Regions from separate parts of the Homo sapiens genome. Here region 2 is linked to region 1. Evidence: chromatin loops called from intact Hi-C (ENCODE). Cell type or tissue: Caco-2. All regions are shown on one strand. Each heading gives the region's core, and the rest is flanking DNA. Links, peaks and the distances in the headings are about the cores only.

Region 1 (2,914 bases), core at 128-2,627:
TTACTCTATGCTTTTATGAGTTTAACTATTTTAGATACCTCGTATAATTGAGATCATGTAAAATGTGCCTTTCTGTGGCTGGTTTATTTCACTTGCGTAAGTGAAACTAGCTCTTTATCAGATAAATAGTTTTCTTTTCTTTTCTTTTTCCTTGAGCCTCAGCATTTCTACTTTTTTATGGCTTCTGTCTTTTGGTTGACTTTTTTCATTTTAGTTTTGTATTGCTTTCATGGTATTATTTAGTGTTCTATCTACGTTCTCTTGTAGCTCACTGAGCTGCTTTAAGATGATTATTTTGAGCCAGACGTGGTGGCTTACACCTGTAATCCCAGCACTTTTGGAGGCCGAGGCAGGTGGATCACTTGAGGTCAGGAGTTCGAGACCAGCCTGGCCAAAATGGTGAAACTTTGTCTCTACTAAAAATACAAAAATTAGCTGGACGTGGTGGCGCATGCCTGTAATCCCAGCTACTCGGGAAGCTGAAGCAGGAGAATCGCTTGAACCCAGGAGGCAGAGATTGCAGTGAGCTGAGATCCTGTCACTGCACTCCAGCCTGGGTGACAAAGCCAGACTCCGTCTCAAAAAAAAAAAAATTATTTTGAATATTTGTCAGACAATTCACAGATCTCCATTTCTTTAGGGTTGGTTGCTGGAGATTTATATCATTCCTTTGGTGATGTCATATTTCCCTGATTCTTTGTGTTCCTTGTAGTTTTGCATTCCTGTCTGCACATCTGAAGAAGTAACCACCTCTTTCAGTCTTTGTACATTAGGCAGGGATAGACCTTCACCAATCCATCCAGTTAGAGATTCTGGGAATCTCTCAGATCTTTTCTGTGTGTGTGCCTACTTTACTCCTCTCTCTCTGTCTCCTGCTGGAGAAGTCTCAGGATTGTGCGCCTCCTCCTGATCCTGCAGTGCTCTGCCAGGTGCTGAGAGCTGTCCAATTTTTTTCCCTGGGGTTATGCACAGAGATGCTGGTTGTTGGGTGCAAGCTCTCCCTCCTGAAAGAGAAGTCTCAGGACTGTGTGCTTTCTCCCAGTCCCACAGAGCTGAGCTGGCTGCTGAGATCCGCTCTGGCTGTAGATATCTGTGCTGGCTGCTAATATTCATATCAGCTGCTGAGACCCACAGGCCAGTTGCTGAGATTTGTGAGCTGGCTGTTGAGATTTACATGTAGGCCTCTGAGAGTCCCACCCCTTTTGTTTGTTCTTAGCTGCCGGAGACATTCTAACTATGTTGATTCCCTCAGACTCTAGGTGAGATAAGACAGAATTGGGTCTTCAGCTCTATGGGGCATTGACCCAGAGACTCTACTCTGCCAATTAGCAAGTAGTGCTTAAACCAGCAAGGTGGCTTTGAAGTTTGCTTAGATAACAGAGCTATTATGACTTTATTTACAACATGAATCCTGAAGTCTCTAAATATGTAATGTCATAACTCATCACATATCATCTGCTTGCTTTGGTGACAGAATAAGAAAACGGCAGACTTAGGTCAAATCTCTGCTCAGTCACAGATTAGCCATGGGACCTTGTGGAACTCACTGAACCTTTGAACCTTTTTTTTTTTTTTTTTTTTAGATGAAGTCTTGCTCTGTCACCCAGGTTGGAGTGCGGTGGCACGATCTCAGCTTACTGCAGCCTCTACCTCCCAGGTTCAAGCAATTCTCCCAACTCAGTCTCCCGAGTAGCTGGGATTACAGGTGCATGCCACCACGTATGGCTAATTTTTTTTAGTAGAGACGGGGTTTCATCATGTTGGCCAGGCTGGTCTCGAACTCCTGGCCTCAGGTGATCTGCCCTCTTCGGCCTCCCAAAGTGCTGGGATTACAGGCATGAGCCACTGTGCCCAGCTTGAACCACTCTGAACCTTATGTTTACCCTTTTTTAAATGGGCGGTTGGAAGGACACAAGGAAGCAACCAATGGGAAGTGTCTCTGCACACTTACATGTTATGAATATGAGTTTTGATGTACATTTGAGAAGCCCTACTTGACCCTTTCCAGCTCCTCCCAAACACTGGCCTCCAAAGATCCATGGTGCTTACTCCCCTCTTCATGGTGCTATGGTTAAATAAATTTGAAACTGGAAGCCTAGACTCAAGTGGAGATAAAGCCAAGGTTAAGGGTGAGACTTTGGTTTAGATTATTTAACCTAGCAAAGCCTCAGTGTCATCATCTGTAAAATGAAGACAATAGGGCTTGTTAAAGTTAAGATCATTAATAAGAATTAAATGGGATACTGCTTATAAGTGTTTAAAACAGTGTCTACCTCATAGGAAGCATTTCATAAACACTAGCTATTTTTATCATTATTATTAACTAGGTCACATTTCCAGGGTATTGGGACAAGGAGTACAAGCCGAGGTACAGTTCCTAAATAATGCTGATAATGTCATCTCTAAGAAGAGATTGTTGGAGTGAAGTTCCTAGGGCCTCTGATGCTTGATGATTTCCAGCTTTAGCTCATCTACTCACTGGCCCATGGTCTTAGAGTCTAAGGCAAGTCCCTTCCCCTGTTTACACCTTAGTTCCCCCATTCCTTCACTAGTCATTTAAAAGAATTGATCTAGGTCTTTAAGAGCACCAAGCATGCTCTTTGCTATAACTTGGGGGACCTCAAAAAAATTTGTCATTATACTTCTATTCTATTTCAATTCCTTGCCCTGAACGTGGAAAAGAATCCATATTAATTTCACTCCCCATGGCTGCAAGTTGAAAGTTCCAAGGGGCCACATCTGGCACGTTGAGATGAGTTCCAGACAGTCAAAACTTAATATAAATTGACTGACAAATTTGGAATATGGATGGTACGTAAGACAAAAGTCCCATATCAATGTAAATGTATGAAATGATAAGTGAAGTTGAATGAAGTTGGATATTCCTATCTTTTGTAAATGCACACTGAAGTAT
Region 2 (2,914 bases), core at 130-2,629, 91 kb after region 1:
GTTAATTTTTTAAAAAAAGCAATATTAAATGTTTAATTTTTAATCATTGAAGTCAATAATATTGAATCACTGAACTCCTTCTAGAAACTTAAGGATAGCTCAGTCCTATGCCTAACTTATCAAAGCCAGAGATGGAAGTCCAAATGAGGGTCTACATACTATATGTGTAGATGTTTTAATTATTATGAATCAAGCTAACAAACTGCTAAATAAAGTATTCCTATTCTCCTACTTTGAAGATTTGATTTTTGACAAAATCAGAAATATGTAAAAGCTATGTTTTTCATGGAAAGTCAGCAAAGTATTAAAGACAACTGCATTTAATTACTCTTACATGTCTGGCTGTTCTGTTGATGAGCCAGCAATATTTACAGGAGTCATAACATAAAAACATATACGACCCCTACATTATTCATTATTTAGTCTATAATTTGAAATCTTTATTTCAGAAAAATAACTCTGAGATATTCTATTCTGCAGGTGCTGCAGTCAAATCCCAGAGACAGTGCAGGATCCAGAAACAAAGTGCCAGAAGCCGGGATGCTGACATAGAGATGGAAGAAGAGGGAACTACTTGGCATGATCCCTGAAAGCAGAGTGGGGCCTTAGACTCATATAATCTGGTGACAGTGAGTATCAGGGGGTTTCCCCGCACCAACCAATTCCCCAACTCTCCAGACACCAACTGGGTGCCTCACAATTCATTTGCGACACTGATCACCTAATGTAAGCACAGACTCCACAGGTTAAGGGCTCAGCCCCACAAGATCACCCACGCTTCAGCCACCAACCACCAAGAGTGGATCTCCAGGTTACTCACAGTTCCATCCAACTTGGCAACAAATCTGGGGTTCTCACAACCCCCTCCTCAGGTTCAACAATATGATAGCTCACAGAACTCAGGGAAAGACTTACTCACATTTACCAGTTTATGACAAAGGACTTGATAGAATAAACACATGAACAGCCAGATGAAGATCTTGCATGTAGGGCAAGCTCCAGAGGGCGTGAGCACGGGAGCTTCTGTCCCCATGGACTTCGGTCGTGCCACCTTTCCAACACATGACACGTTCACTGACCCAGAAGTTCTCCCATTTTGCCTTTTAGGGATTTTTATGGCTGCTTCATCACGTGGGCTTGACGGATTACTAACTCAGTCTCCATCTCCTCTCGTCTCTCTGGAGCATGGGGAGTGGGGCTGAAAGACCTAAGCTTCTAATCATGGTTTGGTCTTCCTGGCAATCAGCCCCCACCCTGACATTGTTCAGGGGCTTACAGAGAGCCACCTCAGATTAGGACAAAAGACGTTCTTATCACCTAGGAAATTCCAAGGGACTTAGGAACTCTGTGTCAGGAACTGGGGTCAAAGACAAAATATTAGAACAAAAAAAATGCTCCTAGCACCGCTATCGCTCAGGAAATGAGAAGAATGTTAGAAGCTCTGTGCCAGAAACCAGGGAAAAATAAATATAAATATATCTATATATTTCTGTTGTCACAGTGGGTCAGCCTACTGTGACCTCATATGCATCCACAGACTTATGATGTCCCACCTGCAAACTTGACTCTCAGAGCATGTCAGCCTCAAGTCAGCTAGCTCAGCCTCCCTCCTCAGCCACTCTGCAGGAGTTCAGGGAGCAGGAACTCTGGTATCAGAGAGACTCAGGCCAAGACTCTGCCACTCACCCAGGCATGTCACCTCTCAGAGACTTCATTTCCTCCCTTCTAATAGGGGAAGAATGGTGCCTACTCATAGGGCTACTGTGAGGATACATCAGGCAGCGTAAGTAAAGTACTCCCTTCTCTACAATGGTAGCACAACCAGCTGACTAAAAATCAGTTCGTTCATTCATTCAACTGGAATGTGAGTAAACAACAAAGACCTTGGGAAATGTCGACTGTCACGGTCCTTGATTTTCCTCACTCTCTATGGTGCTACAGTGGCAAAACAGTGGGTACCCCCACTGCCCATCATCCTGGAGCAGAAATGAGGGGGCCCTTGGAAACGGACCACACAGAGGCTTCCTCTGGGGACCTGGCTGGTGCAGTGTGGCGAGACCAGGAGGTCAGTTCTCATGGTGGAGGTTGTCAAGCACTGATGATGAGTGGTACGGGGGGGTTTTGGCTAATCAATCACATGGTTTTGCTCCCTGAGATCTGAGCCACTTGACAAATAGACACAAGGTCAAAAAACACCAGGTTTTCAAGGTGAGCTGGACTGAAGAATGCAATGTGGACCTGCCTGTTTCCCCCCACCCAACAAAGTACACCCTAACCCTGATCATGACACTAATTGCAACCCTAACCCTAATCCTAGCCCACCCTGGCACCCCATGCAGGGGCTGGCTGGGAGCCCCAAGAAGGAGCACACAGATCCTGATGCAGTCTGGAAGAATAAAGCGAGCCCACCGGAATGAACACCTGCATTCTTGCCTGAGTGACAACCTACCATGAGGACAAGTAAAGAGGAGGAGAGAGAGGCCGGGCACAGTGGCTCACTCCTGCCATCCCAGCACCTTGGGAGGCTGAGGCAGGTGGATCACCTGAGGTCAGGAGTTCAAGACCAGCCTGGCCAACATAGTGAAACCCTGTCTCTACTAAAAATACAAAAAAAAAAAAAATTAGCCAGGTGTGGTGGCATGTGCCAATAATCCCAGCTACTGGGAGGCTGACGCAGGAGAATCACTTGAACCCGGAAGGCAGAGGTTGCAGTGAACTGAGATCATGCCACTGCACTCCAGCCTGGATGACAGAGTGAGACTCCCTCTCAAAAAAAAAAAATTAATTAAAATTTGAAAAAATAGGAGAGAGAAAGGACATTCTTTCCAGGGAGTAGAGTGGAGTCCCCTTCCCTCTGTGTCAGGAGAGAGACCACTGACATTTTCCCTGACAATGCTCCCAACCTCTTCTCCCC

Evidence for each region. Hi-C counts contacts between places; a loop is a spot of excess contacts. Peaks named below come from ENCODE experiments on the same cell type or tissue, not always from the same donor. Only the 100,000 strongest peaks of a DNase experiment are listed, where the experiment ranks them.
Region 2: it touches region 1 in a loop (7-fold over the local background); 1 of 110 quality-filtered maps calls a loop at or near these places.

What each region holds. Positions count from the first base shown.
Region 1 is chr9:107,458,573-107,461,486 of GRCh38, reverse strand. All of the region lies in intron 1 of LINC01509 (long intergenic non-protein coding RNA 1509), which reads left to right. Among named protein-coding and RNA genes, the nearest start is that of LINC01509, 6.6 kb to the left of the region's middle. RefSeq lists an enhancer at 1,020-1,521. In Caco-2, for the core only: no CTCF peak of the experiment used is centred there; a DNase peak (open chromatin) is centred at 1,186.
Region 2 is chr9:107,367,136-107,370,049 of GRCh38, reverse strand. All of the region lies in intron 1 of LOC107987111 (a long non-coding RNA gene), which reads right to left. Among named protein-coding and RNA genes, the nearest start is that of RAD23B, 85 kb to the right of the region's middle. In Caco-2, for the core only: no CTCF peak of the experiment used is centred there; DNase peaks (open chromatin) are centred at 1,129 and 1,599.